Regions from separate parts of the Homo sapiens genome. Here region 2 is linked to region 1. Evidence: read pairs that join two places in POLR2A ChIA-PET (ENCODE). Cell type or tissue: endothelial cell of umbilical vein. All regions are shown on one strand. Links, peaks and the distances in the headings refer to the core of each region. The heading gives the core; the rest is flanking DNA.

Region 1 (14,329 bases), core at 11,455-13,954:
CGATGGCCTTTCTGAAACCTTTTATGTGGCCAGATGGGAAGGGAATAGAACAATATCCCAGGTCCAGTTTTTCCTCTTACTAAACACTAAAAAAAAAAAAAAAATCAAGACACCCTTAAAATCCCTTTTTCTCCAGTTTCTATAAGAGAGGGGTTAACAAAGCCCTGTAACACTCTTAAAGCTCTCCTGCTGCTAAGGGGAGTGCAACAGAGACTGTCACCATAAGGACTGATTCCTGACTGAGAGCTGAGTCTTTCTCAAGAGAAATCTGACAATTAAGTGCAGAAGTTGTCCTTGGATTGCACCAAAGATTATCCCAGCTGGGGTTCTGAGAAGGACTCTGGCAGAATATGGCCAAGGGAAGGCCCTTTGTGGCACAGATCGAAAACACCTTGCCCTATGGGGCTGATCACAGTCAGATAACTAGGAAGAGACTGCCTTTTAGATTTACAGAGAGCCTCCACAAGAGGGTCTCCAGAGTAAAGTCTTCTTTAAAAATTAATTTTAGAAAGAAACACATTATCAGTATTTCAAAAGACAAAGCAACTTAGGCAAAATTTAGACTAAAATAAGAAAGAAAATAAGATTACAGTTATATAGAAATCTTTACCAAATTTTTTCATGTAAGCTATTTTCCCTGGTACACTGTGTGGAACTGTCCCAAATTCAAGATTCTCTTGTTTAGACTACAGCTTTAAAAAATATGTTTGTCACCACCAGGCCTGCCCTAAAAGAGCTCCTGAAGGAAGCACTAAACATGGAAAGGAACAACCGGTACCAGCCACTGCAAAAACATGCCAAATTGTAAAGACCATCGAAGCTAGAAAGAAACTGCATCAACTAATGGGCAAAATAACCAGCTAACATCATAATGACAGGATCAAATTCACAAATAACAATATTAACCTTAAATGTAAATGGGCTAAATGCTCCAATTAAAAGACACAGACTGGCAAATTGGATAAAGAGTCAAGACCCATCAGTGTGCTATATTCAGGAAACCCATCTCATGTGCAGAGACACACATAGGCTCAAAATAAAGGGATGGAGGAAGATCTACCAAGCAAATGGAACACAAAAAAAGCAGGGGTTGCAATCCTAGTCTCTGATAAAACAGACTTTAAAGAAACAAAGATCAAAAGAGACAAGGCCATTACAAAATGGTAAAGGGAACAATTCAACAAGAGCTAACTATCCTAAATATATATGCACCCAATACAGGAGCACCCAGATTCATAAAGCAAGTCTGTAGAGACCTACAAAGAGACTTAGACTCCCACACAATAATAATGGGAGACTTTAACACCCCACTGTCAACATTAGACAGATCAACGAGACAGAAAGTTAACAAGGATATCCAAGAATTGAACTCAGCTCTCTGCACCAAGCAGACCTAATAGACATCTACAGAACTCTCCACCCCAAATCAACAGAATATACATTCTTCTCAGCACCACACATCAAACTTATTCCAAAACTGACCACATAGTTGGAAGTAAAGCACTCCTTAGCAAATGTAAAAGAACAGAAATTATAACAAACTGTCTCTCAGACCACAGTGCAATCAAACTAGAACTCAGGATTGAGAAACTCACTCAAAATCGCTCAACTACATGGAAACTGAACAACCTGCTCCTGAATGACTACTGGATACATAACGAAATGAAGGCAGAAATAAAGATGTTCTTTGAAACCAACGAGAACAAAGACACAACATACCAGAATCTCTGGGACACATTCAAAGCAGTGTAGAGAGGGAAATGTATAGCACTAAATGCCCACAAGAGAAAGCAGGAAAGATCTAAAATTGATACCCTAACATCACAATTAAAAGAACTAGAGAAGCAAGAGCAAACACATTCAAAAGCTAGCAGAAGGCAAGAAATAACTAAGATCAGAGCAGAACTGAAGGAAATAGAGACACAAAAAAAACCCTTCAAAAAATCAATGAATCCAGGAGCTGGTGTTTTGAAAAGATCAACAAAATTGATAGAGCACTAGCAAGACTAATAAAGAAGAAAAGAGAGAAGAATCAAATAGATGCAATAAAAAATGATAAACGGGACATCACCACCAATCCCACAGAAATACAAACTACCATCAGAGAATATTATAAACACCTCTATGCAAATAAACTAGAAAATCTAGAAGAAATGGATAAATTCCTGGAAACATACACCCTCCCAAGACTAAACCAGGAAGAAGTTGAATCTCTGAATAGACCAAAAACAGGTTCTGAAATTGAGGCAATAATTAATAGCTTACCAACCAAAAAAAGTCCAGGATCAGATGGATTCACACCTGAATTCTACCAGAGGTACAAGAAGGAGCTGGTACCATTCCTTCTGAAACTATTCCAATCAATAGAAAAAGAGGGAATCCTCCCTAACTCATTTTATGAGGCCAGCATCATCCTGATTCCAAAGCCTGGCAGAGACACAACAAAAAAAGAGAATTTTAGACCAATATCCCTGATGAACACTGATGCAAAAATCCTCAATAAAATACTGGCAAACCAAATACAGCAGCACATCAAAAAGCTTATCCACCATGATCAAGTGGGCTTCATCCCTGGGATGCAAGGCTGGTTCAACATAAACAAATCAATAAACGTAATCCAGCATATAAACAGAACCAAAGACAAAAATGACATGATTGTCTCAATAGATGCAAAAAAGGCCTTTGACAAAATTCAACAGCACTTCATGCTAAAAACTCTCAATAAATTAGGTATTGATGGGACGTATCTCAAAATAATAAGAGCTATCTATGACAAACCCACAGCCAGTATCATACTGAATGGGCAAAAACTGGAAGCATTCCCTTTGAAAACTGGCACAAGACAGGGATGCCCTCTCTCACCACTCCTATTCAACATAGTGTTGGAAGTTCTGGCCAGGGCAATCGGCCAGGAGAAAGAAATAAAGGGTATTCAATTAGGAAAAGAGGAAGTCAAATTGTCCCTGTTTGCAGATGATATGATTGTATATCTAGAAAACCCCATAGTCTCAGCCCAAAATCTCCTTAAGCTGATAGGCAACTTCAGCAAAGTCTCAGGATACAAAACCAATGTGCAAAAATCACAAGCATTCTTATACACCAATAACAGACAAACAGAGAGCCAAATCATGAGTGAACTCCCATTCACAATTGCTTCAAAGAGAATAAAATACCTAGGAATCCAACTTACAGGGGACGTGAAGGACCTCTTCAAGGAGAACTACAAACCACTGCTCAATGAAATAAAAGAGGATACAAACAAATGGAAGAACATTCCATGCTCATGGGTAGGAAGAATCAATATCGTGAAAATGGCCATACTGCCCAAGGTAATTTATAGATTCAATGCCATCCCCATCAAGCTACCAATGGCTTTCTTCAAAGAATTCGATAAAACTACTTTAAAGTTCATATGGAACCAAAAAAGAGCCCACATTGCCAAGTCAATCCTAAGCCAAAAGAACAAAGCTGGAGGCATCACGCTGACTTCAAACTATACTACAAGGCTACAGTAACCAAAACAGCATGGTACTGGTACCAAAACAGAGATATAGACCAATGGAACAGAACAGAGCCCTCAGAAATAATGCCGCATATCTACAACCATCTGATCTTTGACAAACCTGACAAAAACAAGCAATGGGGAAAGGATTCCCTATTTAATAAATGGTGCTGGGAAAACTGGCTAGCCATATGTAGAAAGCTGAAACTGGATCCCTTCCTTATATCTTGTACAAAAATTAATTCAAGATGGATTAAAGACTTAAATGTTAGACCTAAAACCATAAAAACCCTAGAAGAAAACCTAGGCAATACCATTCAGGACATAGGCATGGGCAAGGACTTCATGTCTAAAACACCAAAAGCAATGGCAACAAAAGCCAAAATTGACAAATGGGATCTAATTAAACTAAAAGGCTTCTGCACAGCAAAAGAAACTACCATCAGAGTGAACAGGCAACCTACAAAATGGGAGAAAATTTTTGCAATCTATCCATCTGACAAAGGGCTAATATCCAGAAGCTACAATGAACTCCAACAAATTTACAAGAAAAAAACCAACCATCCCATCAAAAAGTGGGCAAAGGATATGAACAGACATTTCTCAAAAGAAGACATTTACACAGCCAAAAGACACATGAAAAAATGCTCATCATCACTGGTCATCAGAGAAATGCAAATCAAAACCACAATGAGATACCATCTCACACCAGTTAGAATGGCAATCATTAAAAAGTCAGGAAACAACAGGTGCTGGAGAGGATGTGGAGAAATAGGAACACTTTTACACTGCTGGTGGGACTGTAAACTAGTGCAACCATTGTGGAAGTCAGTGTGGCGATTCCTCAGGGATCTAGAACTAGAAATACCATTTGACCCAGCCATCCCATTACTGGGTATATACCCAAAGGATTATAAATCATGCTGCTATAAAGACACATGCACAAGTATGTTTATTGCGGCACTATTCACAATAGCAAAGACTTGGAACCAACCCAAATGTCCAACAATGATAGACTGGATTAAGAAAATGTGGCACATATACACCATGGAATACTATGCAGCCATAAAAAAGGATGAGTTCATGTCCTTTGTAGGGACATGGATGAAGCTGGAAACCATCATTCTCAGCAAACTATCACAGGGACAAAAAACCAAACACTGCATGTTCTCACTCATAGGTGGGAATTGAACAATGAGAACACATGGACACAGGAAGGGGAACATCACACACTGGGGACTGTTGTGGGGTGGGGGGAGGGGAAGGGATAGCATTAGGAGATATACCTAATGTTAAATGACGAGTTAATGGGTGCAGCACACCAACATGGCACATGTATACATATGTAACAAACCTGCACATTGTTCACATGTACCCTAAAACTTAAAGTATAATTTAAAAAAAGTAAAAAAAAAAAAAACAAAAAAATTATGTTTCTTAGATGCAAAAGGGTTGGGTGTAGGATTAGAGACAAGAGGCAGGTAGTTCAACATAGCAGTTAAGAAGGCAGACTCCGTAGTCATAGTCTGTTAGTCTGGTTCAAGACCTAACTTCAGCAAAAATGAGGTGTGCTGTCTAGGGAAAATTACTTAATCTCTCTGTTTCCTTATAGGGGATAATAATGGTAATCTACATATAGAATTGCTACAGGATTAAGCAAAATAATACATACAAACTGAGAACAGTACCTAGTACATAGAAAATGTTTGTGTTAATTAGGATTAACTGTGAGACAGAAAACAAGATTGATGTTTCTTTTTCATGTAAACATAATGCAGACCAGTGTAGTAGCCTCACACTCATTATGGTCTTAGTCTCCTACTCTGTTGCTCCATGTGTGTGGCTTGGTGGCATCCTTCTTCTAAACAATGGGATAGAGAAGGGGATGAAAATTAGAGGGGGAAAGGGTGAAGGACTTAAGCAATCTGCCTTAAATTTTTTTTGAAGTGGCCCTGTGAACACTTAGTTGACAAGAGCTTAGTCATAAGACTCCATCTAACTTTAAGGGAAACCAGGAAAGGAAGTCTTCCGGCTCAGCCCAAAACATGAATAATTCTGTTTTCATAAAAGAAGGGGAGCAGGTAACTAATAATCTGTCAGAATGCTTCATAAATGTTGGTAATTATTGTTATTCTGTTACTTACATGGCTCCTAGATCAGTCTCCTGGTCTGATAGTTCTTAGCTCATGGGACTTCTTTTGTATGTGCCTCTCTACTTGAATCTGTCACTGAAATTTGCATATTTATAAAACTGCTTATTAAAAAAAAGTCTTATCTTTTCCCCTTCCTAATGTTCTGCTCAGAGTAAGTCCAATATTGTCCTTTTCTTATATTCATACCTATACTCATAATCTTGATATATTATTTTCTCATTTATCTTATGCCTTTCTTCCTCAACTAGTCTGTTATGCACTGAATTGTGTCCCATCCAAATTCATATGTTGAAGTCCTAACCAGTAGTGCCTCATATTGTATTTGGAGGTAGCATATTTAAAGAAATAATTTAGTTAAAATGAGGTCATTAGGGTGAGCCCTAATCCAATATGACTGATGTTCTTATAAGAAGATAAGATAGAACACAGACACACGGAGGAAAGACCATGTGGAGATACAAGGGGAAGATGGACATCTACAAGCCAGTGAGAAAGGCCTCAGAAGAGACCATCTCTTGGTGTCAAGCAGTGACACCTTGATCTCAGATTTCTAGTCTCTTGAAGTGTGAGAAAAATTTCTGTTGTTTAAGCTACTCAGTCTGTAGTGTTTTGTTATGGCAACTCAAGCAAAATTTTTCAGTCTGTGAGTTTATTTAGTGTTATCAAAGTCCCAACAAGAAACAGATGATACACTAGAAAGAGGGCAATTTGATGCGAATTTAAGTACAAAGGACCTATTTACCAAGATGTGGGTGTAGAGAAACTGAAAGAATGGTGCAGTAACCTAGAGAGCAGTGGAACTGTTACTACCCATAAGCCTAAAGAGGGGAAAGAGCCTTTATCAGAATTCTTAAGTCAATGGATATGGCTATCTTGAAGCAACTTTGCAAGGTAGGAGACAGGGTAATAAAAAACCTGACTTTACTCTCCTCTCTCCACGTCTCCAATCTCCTGCCAGTGCTGCCCACTGATGGAAACCAACTGGCAGCCAGAAAGCAATGATGTAGTCAGAATGCATGAAGGTCAGCTTTCTAGAAAGGTGGGTAAAAAAGAGTCAAGAGTGAATATGGAGACACAAATAGAAGATAATCTGGCACAACAAGGAAGTTCTTTTGTATCTTTCACTCTTCCTTGTTCCTTATCTCCACGTGTCCATAATAACTAGTATAGCAGAGATAGCCGGTCCTCAGTAAGTATTAGAAAATTGACCATGCTTGACATTTTCAAGTACTGTAAACATTTCCTCCACTGTATTTTTTAGAATATATCCTCTCTCACTATTCCTAGTTATAGCCTTAACCCAAGTCTTAACCATATCTTACCTCTAGGACTAGTGCTTCCCTGTTCCTTTTGGCTCATTCTACGCAAACGAAAAAACAAACAAAAACCAATCAACCCATGAGACCACAATACTTTAAAAAAAAAAGATCATAGTAATCATCTCGGTAGATTATGATAATGTTTCTTCCTTTTCTCACCTTTACATGGCTTCATTATAGTTGACATGAGATTAAGATTGTGGATATTCGAGGAACGTTCCTGTCAACTTCCTTTCCAAAAGTTATTACAACTTCCAGCCTGTCTTACCTGTTTCTGGCAGGTAAGCGTTATATCTTTTGAAGTCTACAATAAACTTTCAGAATTTTGTTTCTTTTCCAAAGATGATTGTCAAATACAGAGGTATGGCTTTTTCAAGAGATGCTAACAAGTTATGTTTTAATTGTACAACTAAGTTAACTTAAAAATAGTCTTATAGAAATTACTCTTATAATAGATACTTCCTTAATGTGCTCTCAGCAGTGAGAAGAACTTCCACCTAGATTAAGCTCCAGTGTAGATCCACTTATTATATACATCATTCAATTCTGCCACCTCTGCAGCTGGTTCCTTAGACGCTGATGGTTTCTGGCTTTTCCAGAAAGTCAGTTCTTTGTATTTCATTGTAGGGTCATTGAGACAGTACTGCCTCAAAAGAAAATGATATGGATATTTTATGCAATTTTACTTATTTCATTTAAGGAGGAATTTAATCTTAAACTTATCCACTTTCAAAATAGGCATGTTTAACCCTATAAAAAATCTTTGTCATACAGTTTTCTATAATCTTATTATTCACTTAACATTTCTTGTCTATTATCAATCTTCAAACAAATTAGTGTTTTTCCTCTAAAGGTTGTTACTTCTGGGTGAAAAATGATGTAACATTTAACAAGTAGTCTATAATTACTGTGTCACACATTTGAAGTTACAAGTAAGATAACCCTATAAAGCAAATCCAACTGTCTTTATTTTTTCATAATGAAGTATATCAATTTTTAATGAAGGTTGTAGTGCCAAATTAGGGTAATGAGTTCAAGTACACTTAAGTAATCACCCTTTTATTAGTTTTTTCTGATCTTTGTGAAACTAGCACAAAGTTCACTATAATGATCTCAGTGGATCTATTAACTAATCCCTCCCTTTATAGGAAGAAGGAAAAAAAAGCCTAAGAAACAAATTGTTTTAAATTCACTTTTGCCACTATTATTTCAGGGCCATTTTATCCATCAATCACTATGCTTAGGATTTATGCAGTTCTCAAGGTCTTTTGAAAATGTTGGGGATCTAAAAAAAAAAAGTTGACTTCAAAATATGAAAAGTGGCAAATAATAACTATGTAATTAATGTCTACAAAACATACCATTATTGTCATTTTTAAACTCAATTTTTAGTCATGTATATTTTATGTGATGTGGATGTATTTTAATGTGTTTAATATTATATGGGGTTGGAAGTCTTCAAACCAAGTCTTTAAAATGGCCTTAATCTTTAAATTTTTTTTGAGACAGGGTCTTACTCTTTTACCGGGACTGGAGTGCAGTGGTGTGACCATGGCTCTGCATCCTTGAACTCCTGAGCTCAAGTAATCCTCCTGCCTCAGCCTTCCAAGTAGCTGGGACTACAGGCACGCACCACCATGCCTAGCTAATTTATTTTTTCATTTTTTTGTAGAGACAGGGTGTCTTTCTTGCCCAGGCTTGGCCTCCCAAAGTGCTGAGACTAAAGGTGTAAGGCATGGCACCTGGCCCTTAATCTCTTTTATGACAGTAGTACCACATAACATTTCAAACAGTACTTGCGGGCAAGTGTTTTAAACACCCCACTGTAAAATGTGTATTTTTCTGTTCCCTGCCCTCAAAACAAAAATGTTAGTAAGCTAAAAAAAAATTTTTGGAAAAATATTGCACGCACGTAAATTCTCTCTTTCAAAACAAACAAGGCATCAAGAGGCAAATACATGTAATGTCAATCAGTAATCTTTATTTTTCTTCATTAGTGGTTGTGTCATATTGCTTAAAAAAATTTTTAAGGATGAAAAAAGTTCAGTCATATGCTGTAACAATTGATATACACATTCAAAAACAATTTAAATGAAGGTTTTACATATTATTGTGATATCAGTATGTGGGGCAGGTGACATATATGGCATGTTCCAGTGAGCAGATACTATTAGTATACTTCCAATAGGGAGAATGGCCCAACAGAACTTGGGAGATGTTTTCTCCAGACTACATATTACATTATAAGAAAAAAAAAAGGTAGAGGAAGGGAGGAAGGGAAGGGGAGGGAGGAAGTGGAGAGGGAGAGGGAGAGGAAGAGAGAGAGGCAGAGGGAGAGGGAAAGGTGGGGAGAGAGGGAGGGGGCAGAGAGAGAGGGAGAGAGAGGGAGAGGGAGAGAGAGGGAGGGGGAGAGAGAGAGAGAGAAAGAAAACAAGAATTTGGCAGTTAAAGAATTTGGATCAAATAAAATCATTTTTTATATATAATTGACAATAATTGAGAAAATACTTTCCAGCACATATTATTGACATGAACTGCTGATTCATTTATAATAATTAATCTTTAACAGTTAAAGTTCATTGTCTTGTAAAAATCTACTTGGGGTTCACAAAGGTCTTAAAAAACACTGGTAGAAATATTTATTAACATTATTAAGGTACTTACTCCACCAAAAATTTTTCTTAATTTCACTGAAGTACTATATAAACACATATATTTAATATTTTGAATCAATTCACCTGGTATTCCATCTCTTAAAATCCATTAAAATCAGAATTTTAGAATTGAGATCATTCAGGTCTTTTTATCCTTCACTTACAAACTTAGTTTTCTTCTACTTCCAAAAGGCTTGAGTCTGAAGTGTTACCTACCGAGCTTATTTGACTTTCTAAACCTAGTCATAGAGCTAGCACCAAAATCTCCCAAAACGCTCTTAAGTGTTACCTTAGAAGAAGGTTGTATGATCGCCACGTTTAAGATACTTGATTCCAATAGAAAAAATTTTTTCTGTATTCATCTAGAGTTCACTTTAAGCCCTCAAAAGAAATTTCTTGTTTCTAGATGCATTCAAAATTATAAAGCAGCAGAACTCATTTTTTGGAGCGGAAAATCAATGCTATCTATTGTATGTCACAATTACATATTTGAAAATTTGCCAAGAATTTTACTATTTATCCTTTCTCCCCAGGGTTGAACAAAAATATTATGGAAAACATGGGCTAATTAGTAGATTAAAATAGAGTAATAAAAATTCTATTAATGATTTATAGGGTTTGGGGGCAGGTATTACTGGCATACAATGCATATTAATTACAATTTTGAAAAATGTAAACATGTGCATAAAACAAGGTCTAGACTAGAACTCTCTAGTAGAACTTCTGAGATAACAGAAGTCTGTATTTGCACTGTCCAACTTAGTAGGCAGTAGCCACATGTGGCTATTGAACATTTAAAATGTAGCTAATGTGACAGTGGAAATGAATTTTGTTTTAATTAATAGATTTTAATAGCTATATGTCATTAGTGCAGCTGAGACAGTGCAGAACATTTTCACCATCCTACCATGTTCCCTCATAATCCTTTCCACTAAAATCCCAACCTACTGCCTCTGCCATAAGAAGATACTAAACACAGATTACTTTTTCCTGTTCTTAAATTTTATATAAATGGATTCATATGCTATGTACTCTGTGTCTGGCTTCTTTTGCCAAATGCAATGTTTTTGAGATTTGTCCGTGTTGTATCAGCAGTCCTTTCCTTTGACTTGCTCAATAATACTCCATCGTATGACTGTATCACAATTTGTTTTACTCTTTTACTTTTTAAAGACAAGGTCTTGCTCTCACCCAGGCTGAAGTACAGTGGTGTGATCACGGCTCACTGCAACCTTGAACTCCTGGATTCATGCAATTCTCTTGCCTCAGCCTCCCAAGTAGCTGGGACTCCAGGCATGTGCCAACATGCTCAGCTAAGTTTTAATTTTTTTTTGTAAAGACAGAGTCTCGCTATGTTGCTCAGGCTAGTCTCAAACTCCTGGCCTCCAGTGATCCTCATGGCTTGGCCTCCCAGAGTGTTGGGATTACAGGTGTTAAGTCATTGTGCTGGGCCCACAATTTGTCTTCCCATCCTCCTATTGATATACATTTGAATTGTTTCCAGACTATTTTTTTTTTTTTGAGACCGAGTTTTGCTCTTGTTGCCCAGGGTGGAGTGCAATGGTGCGATCTCGGCCCACCGCAACCTCTGCCTCCCAGGTTCAAGCGATTCTCCTGCCTCAGCTTCCCAAGTAGCTGGGATTACAGGTATGTGCCACCACACCCAGCTAATTTTGTATTTTTAGTAGAGATGGGGTAACTCCATGTTGGTCAGGCTGGTCTCGAACTCCCGATGTCAGGTGATCCACCCGCTCGGCCTCCCAAAGTGTTGAGATTAAAGGCGTGAGCCACCACGCCCGGCCCCAGACTTTTTTTTTTAAAGCTGCATGTGTACATCAAAAGGTAATTTGGTGTTAAGCAAAGGTAGTCAACTTATGATTCTATAATCATCTTTCTGTGCTGGAGTAAAAATGTAATTCCAAGACATACACATGCACACAAACGTGTGTACACATAGCCACACACACTCTTCAGAACTGCCGAGTAATCAGCTGGTTTGTATTACTTAAAGAAAACACAGAAAGACAAATCTACCAGAAAAAATTATTGCACTGTTTTCAAAACCAAATCATACTTTAGGTGGGGATAGGGAGGCTTGAGGGTGCTCCAGAGAATAGTGGCAAATTATGTTCAGTTTTGAATTACCTTGGCCCCTATCACTCTCTTATCATTTTTAAATAATTATCACATATCCACAGAATTTCAGATCTAGTAAAGGGAATTAGCAATCGAGTAATAAAATTATCCAGTATTCCACATAAGTGCTCAATAAATATTGGTACAAATGAAACCATTCATTTTATATAAGAGAACCCAAGACTCTACATCTCTCTCTCAATTGAAGAAAATAGGATATAATCAAATGAAAAAATTTAAAACAGGTGTGATTTCTCTCATAAAAAGATTCACCACAAATTCAACAATAAGGTGCCACAGCATACATTACTTTTCAAACTCTCATACTATTTTTCAGAAGCAAGCCTATCACATAGCACTATTTTATCTTTTCATATGCATCCTTTCTTTTTTAAAGTATAATAATGAAATAACTTATTAGTCCTTGAATATGGAGTAGATATGAATAGGCAAAAACACTCTAATAGATAATACAGAAATCTACCACTACGAATGTGTTAAAGTAACTTATGAAATACACAATCTATATATATCATCAGGGCTTCAGATTTTTCTTCAAGTAGTTCAGATACAAATGTGTTATTCCATGTCTCTTCCAATCATTCTGATCGGAGAGAAAAAAACAATCCAAGTTAAAACACAACATTCTAAATTAATAGATAATGTTGAACATTTTACATTCAGGAACTATGTCTGCCCAATTTTAGCTTGGTTATGTACCTTTTTTTATTGATCACACAGTGTGTTTTGCACTATAATAGGTGATAACTGTTAGAGTGGTCCAATACTGGGTCTTTTCTGTGACTTCTTAGCAAATAATTTATTTCTGAAACATACATGCAACATATGTGAAGATGCATCTATGCAGCTTTAAAAAATGGCTAAAAAAAATCCTACAAGCAATAACTATGGGTTAAAAGGTTTCTGGGTTCTTTTGTAACTAATTACAGTATTAAACAATACATGCATATAAAATCCGTATTTTCGATTCTATAGCTTGAACTGGTATCTTGGTCATCTGATTCAGTGTGGTGGTGTATTTGTACCTTTTCACACTGCTATAAAGAACTGCCGGAGACTGGGTAATTTATGAAGAAAAGAGGTTTAACTGACTCACAGTTCTGCAGGCTTAACAGGAAGCATGACTGGGAGGTCTCACGGAAACTTACCATTATGGCGGAAGGCGAAGGGTACAAGGACTTTCTTCACATTGTGGCAGGTGAGAGAGGGGTAGTGGTAAATATTTTTAAACAAGCAGATCTCGTGAGAAGTCACTCTTGAAACAGCACTAGTGGGATGGTGCTAAACCATCAGAAACTGCCCCCAGGATCCAATCATCTCCCACAGGGCCCCTCCTTCAACACTTTCGGATTACGATTTCACATGAGAGTTGGGTGGGGACACAAAGCCAAACCCTATCAGGCAGTAACACTAACATTTCAAATATTAACCTCAATATGGTTAGAATTGTATCATCATCAAGTATCCTAAAACATGGGAAAATATTCTAAATTCTAAATTTTCAAGAATTAACTTCAGGAAATTTATCTATTCCTAACTCTGGAAAAGACCAAATCTGTAAGGCAAAAAAAAAAAAAAAAAAAAAAAAAAAAAATTTAAGCAGCTTAAAACTGATTCTATAATGTCCTAGCACAAGGGTTGCACTTATTTTTTAATAGTCCCTCGAAGTACCTATTTATACTCTTGAGATACAGTTTTGCACAAGGTTCACTATGTGGTTTTCTTGCCTGCAGATTAAGAGCAATAAATTAAAAGGGCGGTAAGGATAATAGAACTATGTTCACTGACAAAAATAAAAAGCAACAGCTGACAATGAAAGACGGGACAGGCAAACTATAACAGACAATGGAATTTAAAAAAACAAAGCTATTCAGAGAGCCATGTAGTGTGAACATACAGCCCTACACACCATTATAGGAATGAGGACTTTATCAGTAAATATAATAAAGAGAATATTCATAACGACTACCAGTTTTCATAAAGCTGGAACGTATACCTCATTTCCCATCTGTATGTCAAATGGGACCCACACTGGTCACCACACAATCATTTGTCTGACTAGAAGCCCTTACTACCACAGTGGGTCAGGAAACCTTTTAGCTTTAGCACTAGGCTCACCACTGTTCACTACTGCAACACATTATTATTGTAAGAACATCTCTAACTCATGAGATTATCAAAGGCAACAATATTACTTTTAAAAACGTACCCAAAGTAGCTGGTTCCTAAAACAAGGTAACCTTGTATTCTATGGCACGCAGCCATAAACTAAAACCACCGACTTTTAGGACTCTCGGCCTGTTTTTCCTCAAATGCGAATATTACCTAACACTGGTGTTGTTGGGATTACATGAGATAATGTATGTAAAACACTTAGCACCAGTTCTGGGACACAGAATGAGCTCAGTATTATTTTAGCGCTGGTGAACGCATGCCGGCCCAAATCCCTTACTTGCAGGTGCAAAAATTAAGCCTCAAGAGGAGAACTGACTTCCTAAGGCTCTACTTCTACTATGTCATTGTCCTGGTTAAGCAGCTTAGCGG
Region 2 (16,754 bases), core at 8,184-10,683, 57 kb after region 1:
TATGGGCAGGTTACTTAAAGTAGCCAAGTGTCAGTTTCTTTATTTGTAAATGAGGGATAATACCTACCGTATTGAGTTATTGTAAGGGTTATAGATTATCCAAAGTAACCAACAGCACCTGACATATAATTGGACAATAATAAATTGTAGTTAGTGTTATTATTCTTCATAGTAACAAAACATAATGTAATTTTAGCTTGCTATTATATATAATATTGCTGTGGTAGTCATTTAGCATATAGGGTAATTGATGATGGTTATAATTTTATTAATAGGGAGGAGAATGGAGCCTAGCTAGGTTGATTATACTTACCATCCTGTCAGCTAAATAATATTTCCTTATATTTGTATAGCAGTTTACAGCTTTCAAAGCTCTTATTTATTCTACAGCGTTCCTCTAAGACAGGCAGGGCATGTATAATTTTTCCTGTTTTACAATACAGCAGCTGAAGCTTAGAGAGATTAATTGACTTGTCTAAGGTCATATGGCTTTTAAGTGATTAACAGGTTCCACTTATAATTAAGATTCCTGGTGAACGTAGATTGACTCTCATTGTGGGAAAGAACAGAGAATAGAATCTGACTATAATTGCTCAGTCTTCAAGCTTTAGCCATTTTATAGTTTCTTGTGGTTGTGTCCATTCCAGTCATCTGAACATTGGCCTGAATGTTTTAGTTGTCTATTACATTGATGGCATTCATGCTCGTGTGAAGTCACTTTCCTTTCAGTTTGGGTTGGGCCTGTAGCTTGTTTTAACAAAGAGAATGCAAAGGGATTAAAGCTCTTCCAGGTCTGGGTGCAAAAAGGCCCGACAACTTATGCTTTTGTGTTTTCGAGAGAGAGGATCATCATGTAAGAATCTGACCGTTCTCCTAGAGAGACCCAGTGGAAAAGAGGCCACATGGAGAGGGAGAATTTCTGAGATTACATGGAGAGAGATGCTTAGCCATGCTAGTATCCTAGCTGATCTCATTTCTCACCTGCTGGCTGAAAGCAGTAGTATGAATGACCACCAGCAAGATGACTGTAAGAACTGCCTAGTTGAGCCCTGCTCAGATTGCAGAATTATGACCAAATAAAATGGTGGTTGTTGTGCCAGTAAGTTTTGGGGTGGTTTGTTACACAACAAAAGAAAAGCAAAAGAAACATGCGACAATATTCTTGAAAATAAAAGCCTTGCTAAAAGATGTTTACTTTTCTCGGCCTACCTTGACAGTTTTGGTCTTTCCTTGGCTTGCCAATACCAGCTAACAAAAGAGAAATAGTAATGAACAACTCTTTTCTCTTCCAGAAGCCCGCGATTTTGGCCTATACTTGGGTGAATCTGAGGTAAACTCAATCTCTGTTCTGAGTCTCTTCAGAGAAATCTCAAGAGATAGGGTTGCCTCCTAAGTCAAGTATCTGATTCTTCTTTTCTGTCGATTTCCCACTTCCAGTTTTCTGTGGTTTTAAAAAAATTTCTTACTATCAGAGTATAGTTGGTTTTGGCCTCAGTCAGCCAAGTAAGACAAGATGGACTAGGCTTTCCTCCTCACTTTTACTTGTTTCTGTTGTCCCCAAAAGATTTGAGAGGCCGTTTAGGACTGAGAGTGGCTCTGAGACCAGTAATCACCTTTGTTTTTGATGATTCACATATTAGTTAACAGGAAAGATGTGATAAATTGTTTATGCAGTTTATTTTTTCCTGTCTCACAGATCTGTTTCACTCTCATTTAAGTACTGAAATACAGATTTTTTTCATAAGTTTCTATTAGAGATAAGAATCAGTGATCTAAAAATTTTAAGTATATTTTTAAAAAATCAAACTAAGTGAGGGTTTGTTTTTTTTGGTTAAGATCTTTTTGTCCTGAAAATTATAAATTCAGAATATTACAGAACTTGATCAACTTCCAGAATGGTGGAGTGAGGGCCTCAGTGAATTTGTGCTGCCTATACAACAACAAAAATATGGGTAAAATAATGAAAATCAGCCATTTTAGAATTCTGGCAATTAAGCAGGAGTATGAATTGAAAATCATCTGTCCAAGAGAAAACTAGTGAATCTTGGGAAGACCAGTGGGGTCTGCGATATTTTAACTTGGGGTTATTCTCATCTCTCTCTCCAGCTTAGTGGTGTAGCTAAAAGCTGGCAGTATTGCAGACAATGGAGAGAGCTGACCACTTCTGGAGCCCCATTGAAGGCACTATCCCCAGAGCACAGTTAATATTTTGTCCCAACTTGCAGCTCCCTGGGAAAACTCTTTTCAGAGAGAGTGGCTGGATATTTGATTTGACTCTGAACTCAGCTCAGTTGGGGGAAGAAAAAGCTTACCCCCAGGGCATTACTGAAACAATAGCAAACTGTTGGCAAAATGTCAATTGCCTAAGGCTGTGATTTCAGTTGAGGCAAAGGAAGAATCTGGCCAGGAATTTAAAAGGAAAGTCTGGAGAACTAGCCAACTATAGGGAACTTTGGAAAGCTCTGGCATATTCCTGGGTATTTAAAAGGCTGTACAATGTGCAAGTCTGTACACATGCCCGGAAATGACCTGGGAAAGGAGAATGTCACCTCTGACTGATCTTGAGGCACTGTGTAAGCAGGAAGTGAAAATCAGTGCTATTTGTAAGCTTCCTGAAGTTTGAAGGTATGACTTCTCATGAAGATTTCTTTGGCAAAAGGTAGAAGACATATAGGCAAAGCATTTAAGGAAATCTTTTAAATGATCATTGGTTGACTACTACATTTTACTGGTCCAGGTATGACTTCTTGGAAGCCAGGCTTACAAATAAAAACAAGATCCTAAAAAAAAAAAAAAAAAAAGTTCTAGCAGAGAACTCGGTGGCCACACACTACGGGGAATACAGGATCTGTAAAATTCGTTCATGAAAGTACTAAAGAATCAGCATCAAGAAAAACAACACACTGATGATTAAAAAATTTAGGGGAATAATGTGGAGCAATCTGATATGAGATTTGTTAAAATATATTACCTAAAATGTTCAGTTTTAACAAAAATTGAGAAATGCAAAGAAACAGGAAATAAAACACACAGAGACAAATAATAAAAAACGAACAAAAAAAGTCCCTGTGGGAGCCTAGATTTTAGACTTTGTAGTCTTTAAGTTAGCTATTACAAATACATTCAAAGAACTAAATGAAACCATGTCTAAAGAATTAAAGGGAAGCATCAGAATGGTGTTTCACCAGAGAAAGAGTATCAATAAAGATAGAAATTATTAAAAAACAAGGAAGTTCTGGAGCTTAAAAGTATAATAACTGAAATGAAAAATTCACTAGAGGAGCTCAACAACAGATATAAATTGGCAAATGAAGGAATCTTTTAACTCGAAGTTAGGTCAATAGAGATTGTTCAATGTGAGGATCAGAAAGAAAAATGAACAGAGTCTCAAAAGACTTATGTGACTCCATTAAATGTTGTGCCAACATGGACATTATAGGATTCCCAGAAGATGAGAATGAGGCAGAAAGAATATTTAAAAAAAAATGGCAGAAAACTTTCCAAACTTGCTGAAAAATATTACTCTGTGCTACACATCCAAGAAGCTCACTGTAATCCAAGTTGAATAAGCCCAAAGTGATCCATACCTAGACCCATCATAGTTGAATTTAAAGAAAAATCTTGAAAGTAGCAGGAGAAAAATGACTTGTTACAAGGAATCCTCAATAGGCTTAATAGCTGACTTACGAGAAACCCTGGAGGCTAGAAGACATTTTCAACATTGAAAGTAAAAGACTGTCAACCAGTAATTCTCTATTTAGCTAAACTTTTCTTCAAAACTGAAAGTGAAATTAAGACGTTTCCAAATAGATAAAAACTGAAAGGATTCTCACGAACTCTAAGAAATGTTAAAGGGAGTCTTTCAGGTTGAAATGAAAGGACACTTAATGGTAAATTTTAATCCGTGTGAAGAAATAAAGAGGAATGGTTAAAGGTAACTACAGGCATTATGAAAGACATGTACAAATAGATTGAATAATAGATTGAAGTTTTTGTTAGGGATAGGCTCTAAATCCATGTCTTTTGTATAGTATAAATTGTGATTCTGTATTGGAATTATACTTTGCTGTCTGGAGAAGTGTTTATAAAAGTAATGAAAATTTTGGTTTCAGGTAAAACAAAAATTAGAACAAAAATTATACTGAAAATAATTATTACATAAATTTTGAATGATAACTATGAGCTAGTGACATATATGTATTACATCATTTTCTCATTACAATATCTCACTAGGGTGTGTTATCTAGATTTTATAGATGGGGAAAATTGAATTAAGAAAGAAAGTGACTTGCCCAAGGTCATTTAAGTAGTAAGTGGTGGAGCTAGGATTTGAGCTGTGGTCTGTTTAACACTAAAGCCCAAGCTTTTAAATACTGCTTTACACCTTAATATCCGGTGCTTTAATATTCTTGGCCTTCTTTCAAAAACTTCCCTCTTCCTGTCAATTCCAATAAATGCGTTTTTGTTTGTAACATTTTTTTCTCCAGTTATTTAAAACACAACTGAATAAAGCAATTCTTATAAAGTTGTATTGATGGGCTTATGATACATAAAAGATGGATTCCTTCATAGTTTTACAGATATGGTTCTCTTCTGGAATTTATAATACAACATGAATGCATCACTACCTTATAAGGCAGAGATAAGGTGCTGTTTGTCTGTGCCTCTAGTTTCTAAAATTGACTTGGTTTAATGGCATCATCTTAATGGTGATTGCTGTCACTGAGCTACTTCATCTCTTCCCCTGTTTTCAAGCAGTCCATAAATACTAAACTTTGCATCAATGCTGATAAACTAGCTACCTTCCAGTGCCCTATATTTGATGATCCTCTCTTGGCACTTAATAAGTTCAGCTTATAGATGATGTTTATGATTATATTCTGTGGGCAGCAAGCCATCCAGATGCCGAGGCAAGAGACCAGGGGCACGAGTTGTTCCAGTGTAATAAAGAACATAAAACAACAAGAGTTATACTAGATCTACATAGACATGATTATATATGAATATCATATGAATTATATGTATATATTATATATATTATATATGAGTATCATTAATCATTTGTAGCAATTACTCTTTATGCCAATATTATAATAATACTCGCTCTATAATCATAACCTAGGAAAAACTAGGCCATACAGAGATAGGAGCTGAGGGGACATAGTGAGAAGTGACCAGAAGACAAGAGTGTGAGCCGTCTGTCATGCCTGGACAGGGCCACCAGAGAGCTCCTTGGTCTAGCGGTAACGCCAGCGTCTGGGAAGATGCCTGTTGCCAAGCAGACTGTGGTCTAGTGGTAGCGTCAGTGCGAAGGGAAAACACCTACTACTTAGCAGACTGGGAAGGGGAGTCTCCCTTTCCCCAGGGGAGTTTAGAGAAGACACTCTACTCCACCTCTTGTGGAGGGCCTGACATCAGTCAAGCCTGCCCACAGTTATCTGGAGGCCTGACTGTCTCCCTGTGATGCTGTGCTTCAGTGGTCACCCTCCTAGTCCACTTTCATGTTCCATCCTGTACACCTGGCTCTGCCTTTTAGGCAGCAGTAGCAAAATTAGTGAAAGTACTAAAAGTCTCTGATATGCAGAAACAATATTGTAATATTATGCAGAAATAATAGCGTATGCTATTGCATACGCTGTATATGCGATATGCAGAAATAGTAGCATAAGCTGTCCTCTCTCTCTCCCTCTCTCTCTGTCTGCCTTGGCTGCCAGGCAGGGAAGGGCCCCCTGTCTAGTGGACATGTGACTCATGTGACCTTGTCAATCATTGGAGATGACTCACACTCCTTACCCTTCCCCTTTTGCCTTGTTTCCAATAAATAACAGCACAGCCTGGCATTCGGGGCCACTACCGGTCTCTGCGTCTTGGTGGTTGCGGTCCCCCGGGCCCAGCTGTCTTTTCTTTTATCTCTTTGTCTTGTGTCTTTATTTCTACAATCTCTCGTCTCTGCACACGGGGAGAAAAACCCACTGACCCTGTGGGGCTGGACCCTACAGTGTTCAAGATGAAGATATAATGCTTATAAGCATCCATTTATAACTGTTTATAGTTGGCAACCTACCTTCCTTCCTTCCTTCCTTTTTCTTTTTCTTTCTTTTTTTTTTTTTGGAGACAGGGTCTTGCTCTGTTGCCCAGGCTGTTAGTGCAGTGGCACAATTATAGCTCACTGCAGCCTAGATCACCTGGGCTCAAGCAATCTTCCTGCCTCAGCCTCCCGAGTAGCTAGGACTATAGGCATGTGTCACCACACCCAGCTAATTTTTTACTTTTTGTGGAGATGGGATCTTCCTGTGTTGCCCAGGCTGGTCTTCAACTCTTGGTTGCCTCAAGTGATTCTCCTTCCTTGGCCTCCCAAAGTGCGGAGATTACAGGCATGAGCCACCATACCTGGCTGCTAGTTTGGTCATTTTCTGTTTCACAGACATTTAGATTGATTAGGGTTCTAATGGTGTATTGTTGCAAACCTGTCTTTGATTCTTTTAAAGATTATACTGCAATATTTTGTGGTTTGGGCAAATAAGCACTGTTTCTGGAGACAAATCTGTATTCAGAGTCTTGGCTGCCACTTGTTGGCTGACTTACTTTTAGATATGTTTCTTCTGAGTCAGTAATCTCATCTATAAATTGGAGACAGTGATACTAAACCTTTTAACTTTAATTTTAAAAGCGTCATTGATATTATGAGCTTCTATGAGTTTGTGTTTCGGGGAAGTCTTATAACCAATGAGACAATCACGGAATTTCCTTCTTGCAAATGGTGTAGGTAAAGGAACTTTGAAACTTCAGTGGTACTTTCATAGTCTGTATTTGACAAGGGATCTTTTCTGATGAGATTGGTTCTTGTAGTTTGACTGTTAATAGAAAAAGTTAAAACAGTAGGTCATAAAAAGTGCTGCATACTTCTCACTAACATTTTAACTTGAAATGTGCAAAATGTATAAATAGACTGTTTTTGTGACTAGGACCAAGGGCCTTTTTTTCAATATAGGCTTGCTGATTGGAACTGCAAGTCTTATATAAATCTACATCTATAACAAGTCATATCCAGTTTATGCTTTATTTCTTTAATATAGATTAAAAAATTGAGACACTTGCAGAGCAGTGGTTCTCAAAGTGTGGTTCCCAGCCCAGCAGCCTCAGCATCATGGGAATTTCATAGCATGCAAATTCTTTGGTTTTACTCCAGACCTACTGAATCAGAAACTATGGAAGGTGGGGCTCAGTATTCTATGCTTGGCTTCCATGCTACATTTTCAGAAACATTATATTCTATATTTTATTATTTTTCCCAGGTTTAAAAATATTTCTCTTATCTTTGCCTATTTCAACAGCAGTATTTTGCAGTGACTTGCCTTTATCAAGTCTTTTCAATGCGTTTGACTTAGTTTTTAAAGATACAAGACCTTTTATTTTTGCTTTTATGGTTTATGTGATATTTAATTAAATTAGCTAATTACAATAACAATAAAACTCCCCTGTTGAGGTTTTGGAACAAATATTGTTCTGAGTGAATATACAGCTCAGCAGTTGGGAGCAGAAGTGTTGAGGGGCATGCTAGAGAGACTCCTGCAGGCTGTGAGTTTTCAGTATTCTGTGGGCATCTGTCAGTATGGTTAAAGAGGAAATGAACAATGTGGGTTTACATAGCAAGCTGGGTAAGTGAAGCTTGATCAAGAGAGCTTCTCATGTGTATTATTCTATGTAGGCTTATATATTTCTTGGATCCATTTATCTTTATAACCCCTAATTCAGTACGCATGTTTTAGACTTTTGTTAGTCTGTAGGTAGTCTTCTTGGCTAGACCCCAGAGTTAGAAATATGTTTTTAGTGATTTTCAGATCTCTCAGTTCAGTATTGTGGAGAAATAAGAGAACCCAGTAGTTCATATGAAAAATATGTGCCTGTTATTATGACACCAAAGGGGAAACTCTGTAGCAGCTAATACTTGAAGTAGAAAACAGATGGAAATCTTCTTCTCTAGCCTAAGACTGCAGCTTTTGCCCTGGCTTATAGTGCCTACTTTGATTTGGGAAATCCAATTATGTGTGGAGATAATTCCACAGGTGAAGTGTTTGCCTACCATTGAGATTCTTAAGGGATATATAAGTCGATCCAGACTCTGGCATGCTGAATCGAAACTGTTGCTCCTCAGCAACATTCTAGATGGAGTTTTGATTGAGCTATTTTTTAATGAGTGTTTTAATTATTACTATATTTTTAACCACATTGCTAATCTCACAAAAGGAAAGGGCCTGAATAGCCTGTCTAAGTCAACTCTGGATCATCTCGTTACTGCAGTAGTTGGATCATAATACTGCTGTGCAACATTAATAGAAAACTACATAATGTACAGAAAATAACTATTGCATAGGAACATCAGGATACTATAGCAGTTGTCCAATAAAACAGCAGTATTGGTCCCCCTGAAGTTGTTCAGATAGGGATTTGATAAGCCTAGTATTCATTCTTCACTGACACAGTAACTCAATCATTTCACTGACAAAATAATGGTTGCTACATATCTGATTTAACAAAGAAATGAATGTTGCTTAAATCCTTACGATAGATTGAAGTTTTTGTTAGGGATAGGCTCTAAATCCGTATCTTTTGTATAGTATAAATTGTGATTCTGTATTGGAATTATACTTTGCTGTCTGGAGAAGTGTTTATAAAAGTAATGAAAATTTTGGTTTCAGGTAAAACAAAAATTAGAACAAAAATTATACTGAAAATAATTATTACATAAATTTTGAATGATAACTATGAGCTAGTGACATATATGTATTACATCATTTTCTCATTACAGTATCTCACTAGGGTGTGTTATCTAGATTTTATAGATGGGGAAAATTGAATTAAGAAAGAAAGTGACTTGCCCAAGGTCATTTAAGTAGTAAGTGGTGGAGCTAGGATTTGAGCTGTGGTCTGTTTAACACTAAAGCCCAAGCTTTTAAATACTGCTTTACACCTTAATATCCGGTGCTTTAATATTCTTGGCCTTCTTTCAAAAACTTCCCTCTTCCTGTCAATTCCAGAGATAACATTCAATAACTTGACAACAGTGACCTTTCTAAACAAATACAGTGCGTTACAGAACCAGATGGCCTAAGATTATATTTTATTTTTCTGGCTCAAAATAAATTGCCTGCCCTAAGACTGATAAAGTCCAAAAAAAGACCCTTCTGTGTCCCAGGACCTCATCAGGCCACATGGCCAGCCAGTGCTGTTTATCATAAGTCAGCCACGAGTAGAAAACCTATGTCTTTATACTATAATTTAGATTAGGACCTAATGAAGGGGCAAGAAGCTGGTTTACTAAATAAGATCATTCAGTAATCGCAGTGCATTTGGTAGAAAGATTCTGAAGAAGTGAAGACAGAATTCTAGGCAGTACTGCTGTCTGTTCTATAAATTGGATGTAAGGAGAAGGCTGATTTATAATTCAACAAACTCCCAAATTAGGCATCCCTTTTTCCCCCTTGCTGGGATTTAAGGAGGATTTTTTCTAATAACTAGCCACCTTATTCTTGATCATTCAAAATCTGGGTGAGAATTTTCTTAAAAGTCTTAGACAGATATATTTTAAACGTAATTCTATATTGGGAACATAAGTGATTATGCCACACATAGGCATAAACAATGCTTTCATGAGTTCAATTATACTTAATGAATTTCACACTTAGAGAGACAAGTTTAAGCAGGGTAGGCATAGAAATGTTTCAAAGATATGTTGAAGCCAAACTTGTAATTGACAGTCAGATATAGTGACAAAAGAAACACTAGACTTGGAATTAGGAGACCTCTGTTTGAGACTTGGCTTTACCATTACTCTGTAAGGATCCTTGAGCAAGTGATTTAAATTCTCCAAGACTCAGTTATTTGTAAAATGATGCCAGAATGATATTACTTGCCTTATTTTATTGCAGGGTTGTTCTGAGGACAAAGTTAGGGAACAGGTGACAAAGGTACAGTGATGTACAAATGGATGCTGTTATTATGGCAGCATCTAATATATATAAGGGTAAATGTCCTGAGCTGTGAGTGGGACAGATTTGCCTTTAGAATTGCTCTGCTGTTTAGTAATTTGGTGCTTTGGGCCAAAGCACCACAATCTTTTTGAATTTCAGTACTCTCATCTGTATAAAATAATCAACATCACAGATTTGTGAGAATTACATTAATGTAGATACTATATTTAAATTTTTGTAAAATAGTGATGGGGTAGGAGTTATTATCTTGAACAGATTTCAGAAAGTTAGAAAAGAAATAGCCAGAGATTTTTTATCTGTTCCCAAACATCTTAATAAGATAAATTACTCATAGAATGTTAGAATGCTAGAAGAGCCCTGTGAAGGTCATCTATCTTATCCTGCTCATTTAAAGACAAGGATCACCTCCTAATACTTTTGTCAGTTGTACTCTGTTTATATGCATAGATGATAACATCTCACCAGCATCATCAATTGTAAAGGATAGCAACTGTCTCTCAATCACAATAGATACAGATTTCTGAAAATGTAAAGCCATGTCAGAGAAGAACTCTGGAGCTAGTATCGGGCTGTGAAAAGAATTTGGGCTTTGGCCCGGTGCGGTGGCTCACTGCCTGTAATCCCAGCACTCTGGGAGGCCGAGGCGGGCGGATCACGAGGTCAGGAGATCGAGACCATCCTTGCTAACATGGTGAAACCCCGTCTCTACTAAAAAAAAAAAAGAAAAAAAGAAAAAATTAGCCGGGTGTGGTGGTGGGCACCTGTAGTCCCAGCTACTCGGGAGGCTAAGGCAGGAGAATGGCGTGAACCCGGTAGGCGGAGCTTGTAGTGAGTCAAGATCGCACCACTGCACTCCAGCCTGGGCGACAGAGTGAGACTCCGTCTCAAAAAAAAAAAAAAGGAAAAAGAAAAAAAGAAAAGAATCTGGGCTTTGTTGTGAAAAGTTGAGATGGAATCTTGCCCTGTCAGTTACTAGTTTGTGACAGTGAAATATTTACTTAGTATTTTGTGGCCACATAGCTATGCTGTTTTTTTGTTGTTGTTTTAACCTACCATTGTTGTTTTAACTTACCACATAGGCTATGTCTGTGTCTATACTTAAACCTGACTGGCTCTTCATTTTTACATATCATTCTTTGGATCTGAGATGTGTTTGATTTTTATGCTATTTATACTAATGGTTCTTGACCTTCTCTTTCTTGTCTCTAACACATTTGAGACTTGGGATTACAATAGTGATCCTTGAATATTGCAGGGGTGCTTGTGGCAAATCAGCATCTTGGAGTTGTCGGTTAGGTGTACTTCGAAAAGGCTTCCTTTTTAAGGCTGGTTTAGGGACTTACACATGAGCTATAATTTTTTTTTTTTTTTTTGAGACGGAGTCACGCTCTGTCACCCAGGCTGGAGTGCAGTGGCGCGATCTCAGCTCACTGCAACATGATCTATAATTTTTAAAACTATAATTATTTTGGGTCATATGTCCTGTTTTTCTTTCATTGTTGATTTTGTACGGTTGAATTTATATTGGTGTCTAAAAAATTATTTGAAAGCTAACTGGACAGTATTTTAATGTGAAATTGTAAAATAGTTTTAAGTGTATTCCCATGAGAAGAGCTGTTCCAAAGAAAATAATAGGAAAATAATATTTTATCATTGACCCAGTAAAAACAAGTGCAAAACAAATTTATGTTCACAATCAAGAATAATGACCTTTCTGCACTTTTTAGAACCCAGTATTGAGAGATTTCGTAGTTTATATATTGACTTTATCTTTGACTTATTGAAAATATTGTTTTCATCCTTATTGGGTGTCCTGGAAAAATACCCAAGTTGATCCTTAAATTTGAAAAAAGAAAATTCAGAACGAAGTATTTCTAGATTCTAATGGTACTAGACTAGAAAATAGAAGATTGGTAGGTAAAGAAAATAATGTATATGAAATAGTATATGAACACAGAAGCATAACGTATTTGTGTTCCTACATTGAACACAAATTCAGTATGCATTTTCTGTCTTTTTGCAGCAGTTCAACTTTGGACATGTATTTCTTTCTTTCTCTTTTTGTTAAATAAATGAACAGAATTTATCCCTTGATCATCTGTAACATAGTTTCATTGTAACCAATAGTCTGGGCTTTCACTTGAATGTTTTTTTAATGAATTTATCTGGAGATGCTTTGCATTTTTCTAAATTTTGGCTACACTAATTAGAGAGTGGGTATTACGAAAAACTGACAGGCAGTTTTAAAAAATATTAAATGAATTGGTTTTGAAAAGGGATACAACTATGTAGTTTTACATTTTTCAACTTGTTTTTACATTGCCCTTTAGAATGTTTAATATTTTGTAATGAAAGTATGCGGTTTTTCTTCTTTTTTTTCTTTTTTCTTTTTTTTTTTTTTTTCAAAAGGAAAACAATCGGGTAAAAATCTGAGAAATATTTTCAGTTGTCCAAGGCTAATGTTGACTTAAATAGGTCTAGGTCTTCATGGTTGACAGCTGCAGATAATTAGCTTTTTCTTTCTTAACAAAGAAAGCAAATGGAGCTGCAAGACATTCATTGCCTTTTCTGTCATCAAAATAATAATGTATGTATTTAACTCCTGCAGTTCCTTAAATTGATTTAGTGCTAAGCTGCCTACATTACATATAATAGGAATGACAAGTGAAAGCTGCAGCACATATTTGCGTGGCAAAAGGGAGCAGTGATTGACAGCAAAGTTTCTCTCTACAAGAAATAGCAGTGTTGTGGAGCTCAAAAAGGGCCAGATACATAATTCTTAAAATTGTAGAGCAGATTCATGAAATGAATTTTAAAAAGTGATTGCCACTTGGTGTACTTGAGTGTCTTTGTGTTTTTGGCTCTGGGTGAGGGGCACAGATGGACAGAATCTCACCTGACTGCCAAATATCAATAAATTCCTTTTAAGTATGTTAGTATTTGTTATTTAAGAATGATACTTACAAATTTTAGATCAAATTGTGTCTCTGTACTCAGTAACTGAGTCCTTTAGCTGTAACAATTCACTGTATTTGAAGAAGCCGAGTAATACATCTATTCAAATAAAGATTTTGAAGGCCCTAAATTGAGTTATCTTTCATGGAAAATACCCATTTTCACATGTCTGTAAAACTTGAGGCATCGTTTCTGGAAAGGTAATCACATAGGATTGGTAGTTTCTTTTGGTCAGACAGTGGTTAAATGCGATCATCTTTCAGAAGTACTCAAAAAATATTCTGGCTTTCTTTTGTTCCCATGACACATACCCAGAAGCCATGGTTGCAAGGACACTTGGTGATTGCTGCTGCATGATGCTCTGTGATGAGCCTAGAGTGCTGGGCTTCATATTATACCATGGAAATGTTTCTTATTTTGTTGACAACTCTGTGTCTGTGGGAGGCGGGGAGGGGAAGCCCTATGTGTGCTTGTACACTGGCAGCCTCTACTGGCCATTGCAAAGAGCAGCATTGTCCTCTGTTCTTTCCATTCCAGGTTGCATATGCTTTTACTTGGGTTTAGCTCTTTCTTCTTTGGTCCTCACCCTCTTTGTTGTCCTCTTTTGAAGACTAGTTATTCTGTTGGATGTCTTGATTTATAATTAATAAAGAGCTACTAGTCCAGTATTTTCATTAATAAATTAATATCATAAGTGAATGGAATTCTTCAGGACCTTAGAAGAAGTTATGAATATAACCTTTCCTTGAGAAATAATTTTCATGTAAGAGGGAAGATAGATTTATCTTTATGTAGGTTTTAAAATACTTTCTCAGTTGCAAGCCTTAATGTATGATATAGAGATTAGTCTTTTACTTATGACTGACAAAAAACCCTGATGCCTTGAAAGAAAGCCTTGGCTCAGTGATAGACTTAATTACACACACACACACGTACATACACACACACATATATATATTTGTGTGTGTGTATATATATGTATATATATGTATGTATGTACATATATATGTATATATAATATATATTGTATATACATATATACATTATATATGTATATACACATACATTATATATGTATATACATATATACATTATATACGTATATACATATATATTATGTATATACATATATACTTACATATATGTATGTATATACATATATACTTACATATATGTATGTATATACATATATACTTATATATATGTATGTATATACATATATATATATATATATAATTCTTTAGATTTAGGTATATCAGCTTTCTCTTAGAGGTTTCCAGGAAGTAGGCATAAACTCTTATTGGGCTTTATGCATATGAATACCTCCGGGGGTTGGATAGAGGGTGGTGTCTAAGCTTTAAGTCTAGACAGAAAATGATAAGTATTTGTAAATAAAAGATCCAAGGATGGTAGTAAACTGGATTATTCTGTTTCAGGGATAGAAACTTATAAAATGTTTGATCTAATATCTTTGACTTCGGGCAATAATTTGACCACAGTAGATGATTTCTCCAATAAAATAGACTCATTTCTTGACATTTACATTTTATCAGTGGCTCTACTTACTAATCACCTAGTTATCTTTGAATCTCTTGGTATTTTCAAATAAGACATCTAATTGAATCTTTTTATACAAAGTCTCCTATCCAATGGCTTCCATTCCTACTGCTACCACCAATTCCTAGATTATTACAGTAACTTTAGGTTAGTGCAAAAGTAATTGGCAAAAGCCACAATTACTTTTGTGCCAACCTATACTAATAGATTTCATTTTTTCCATGTTCTTCATCTTTTAATTCAGCCCGTACAACCTAGCCATATGCATTTGACTAAAACATTGCTTTTATTGCATCACATTTTTTTCTTTTAATAATTTATTATTTGCTTGAGAAAATGAAAAGTACTAAAGGATATAGCCAGTAGAGCAAGACAAGGAGCATGGAGCTAGGAATAGGAAGATGTGGGATTTTTGCTTTGATTTTGGCTATATGACCTTAAGCATATATGTATACCTTCCTGAGTCTCTGTTTTTCTATTATTTAAAATTATTTGTTGCCAAGATTGGTTAAAATAATGTTATATGAAATTGCCATGAGTTCTTTAGAACTCTATTTTCCTGCTACAGAGTAAAAAGACAAAATTTCTTAGTCTGGAATTTCTTTTCAAACTGCTCATTTCTGTACTATGCATGGCATAAATAGGTACTTAATGAATGCTGTTTGAATAAATTCTGTACTTCCAATCTTGTATTTCTCTCTTATTTTCCAACTCAAATATGTTGTCTCTACTCTGACCACTGAAAATGTTGTTCATATGGTCACAGCTACATCATTCTCCTGTTCTTTGCCCTGCTAAGAATGCTGTCCTTCACTTTTTTTTCAAATCCTGATTTTTAGGAATAGTCAAGTTCCCCTATCTCCTTTGAGTCCACTTTTGCTTTTTCTTTTTTTCACCATAGCAATACTTACTATCTTTACCACTCACTGCTCTATTTTGAGATATATAGTATCTTGTATTATTAATAAAAATGCCCTGTTTGCATACCTTCTCTTCTTTGTATACTGTAAACTCCTGTATAATAGGAATAATAGCTTTGATTTTTGTAGTTACTCTTTAAGGATATTTTCATTGAACTTGTAATATATCCAGATTAACATATGGGCCAAGTGCAGCGGCTCACGCTTGTAATCTCAGTACTTTGGGAGGCTGAGGCAGGTGGATCACCTAAGGTCGGGAGTTCAAGACCAGGCTGGCTAAAATGGTGAGACCCTGTCTCTACTAAAAATACAAAAAAAAAAAAAAAAAGTTACCTGGGCATGGTGGTGCATGCCTGTAATCCCAGCTACTAAGGAGGCTGAGGTAGGAGAATCACTTGAACTCAGGAGGTGGAGGTTGTGGTGAGCTGAGATCATGCTACTGCATTCCAGCCTGGGAAACAGAGTGAGACTCTGTTTCAAAAAAAGAAAAAAAGCAAAACAGGTTAACATATAAGAAATGGTTTATATTTGCCACGAGATATTAGAACAAGGATTGGCAGGTTGTTAGAAGTGAGATACTAAGATGCTGTCAGACTACTGATACTCTTGATTTATAGGGGTAAAGAGTTCAGATTGCAAGGGTTTGGGGAAGGTTCCCCTCTGGAAAAGAATGACCTGCATATTGTTATGAGTTAGTGATTCTTCTATTTTAATAAAGCACCCCTTTAACATATAGATACCTTAATTAGGAACAGGTCCTTATATATCAATATTGTTTGCTTGTGAATATAAATTAAGTGGTAAAAGGCATAGAAGTCATAGGGGTGAGAGAGACACTTACCTTTCCACCGATAACTTTTGAATTTTTTTTTTTTAAGTATTTACATGTTTATGTGTTCAAATCTAACAAATTGGAACTGTTTCTTGGATGGGTAAGTTATCAAACATTCCCACCAGTATAAAAGTCTTCAACATATATTTCATTGCTTTTATTTGTTAAATCAGCTTTATTGGGATATAATTTACTTACTGTGTAATTCACCAATTTTAAGTGTACAATTTGATGAGTTTTGGCAGATGTATACAATTGTGTTCCACCATTACAACCAAATATGGATCATTTCCATCACCCCCACAAGTTTGTTCCTGCCCTTTTGTAGTCAATCCTTTACCCCATCTCATTGCTCCTGGCAACCGCAGATCTACTTTATAGTACTACAATTTTGCTGTTTCTAGAATTTTATATAAATGGAATCACGCAGTATGTAGTTTTTGCACCTGGCCTCTTTTAGATTTTAGCTGTATATGTATCAGCAGTTTGTTCCTTTTT

Evidence for each region. ChIA-PET counts read pairs that join two places held together with the same protein. Peaks named below come from ENCODE experiments on the same cell type or tissue, not always from the same donor. Only the 100,000 strongest peaks of a DNase experiment are listed, where the experiment ranks them.
Region 2: POLR2A ChIA-PET joins it to region 1 with 5 read pairs; 23 of 35 experiments call an interaction of 5 or more read pairs at or near these places.

Annotation. Positions count from the first base shown.
Region 1 is chr9:3,527,327-3,541,655 of GRCh38, reverse strand. All of the region lies in intron 1 of LOC124902110 (a long non-coding RNA gene), which reads right to left. Among named protein-coding and RNA genes, the nearest start is that of RFX3, 8.5 kb to the right of the region's middle. In endothelial cell of umbilical vein, for the core only: no CTCF peak of the experiment used is centred there; no DNase peak of the experiment used is centred there; H3K27ac peaks cover 320 bases.
Region 2 is chr9:3,464,457-3,481,210 of GRCh38, reverse strand. The region is part of intron 1 of RFX3 (regulatory factor X3); the gene reads left to right. Among named protein-coding and RNA genes, the nearest start is that of RFX3, 53 kb to the left of the region's middle. RefSeq lists enhancers at 2,669-2,718, 1,741-2,940, 5,460-5,609 and a silencer at 9,008-9,302. In endothelial cell of umbilical vein, for the core only: no CTCF peak of the experiment used is centred there; a DNase peak (open chromatin) is centred at 9,120; H3K27ac peaks cover 282 bases.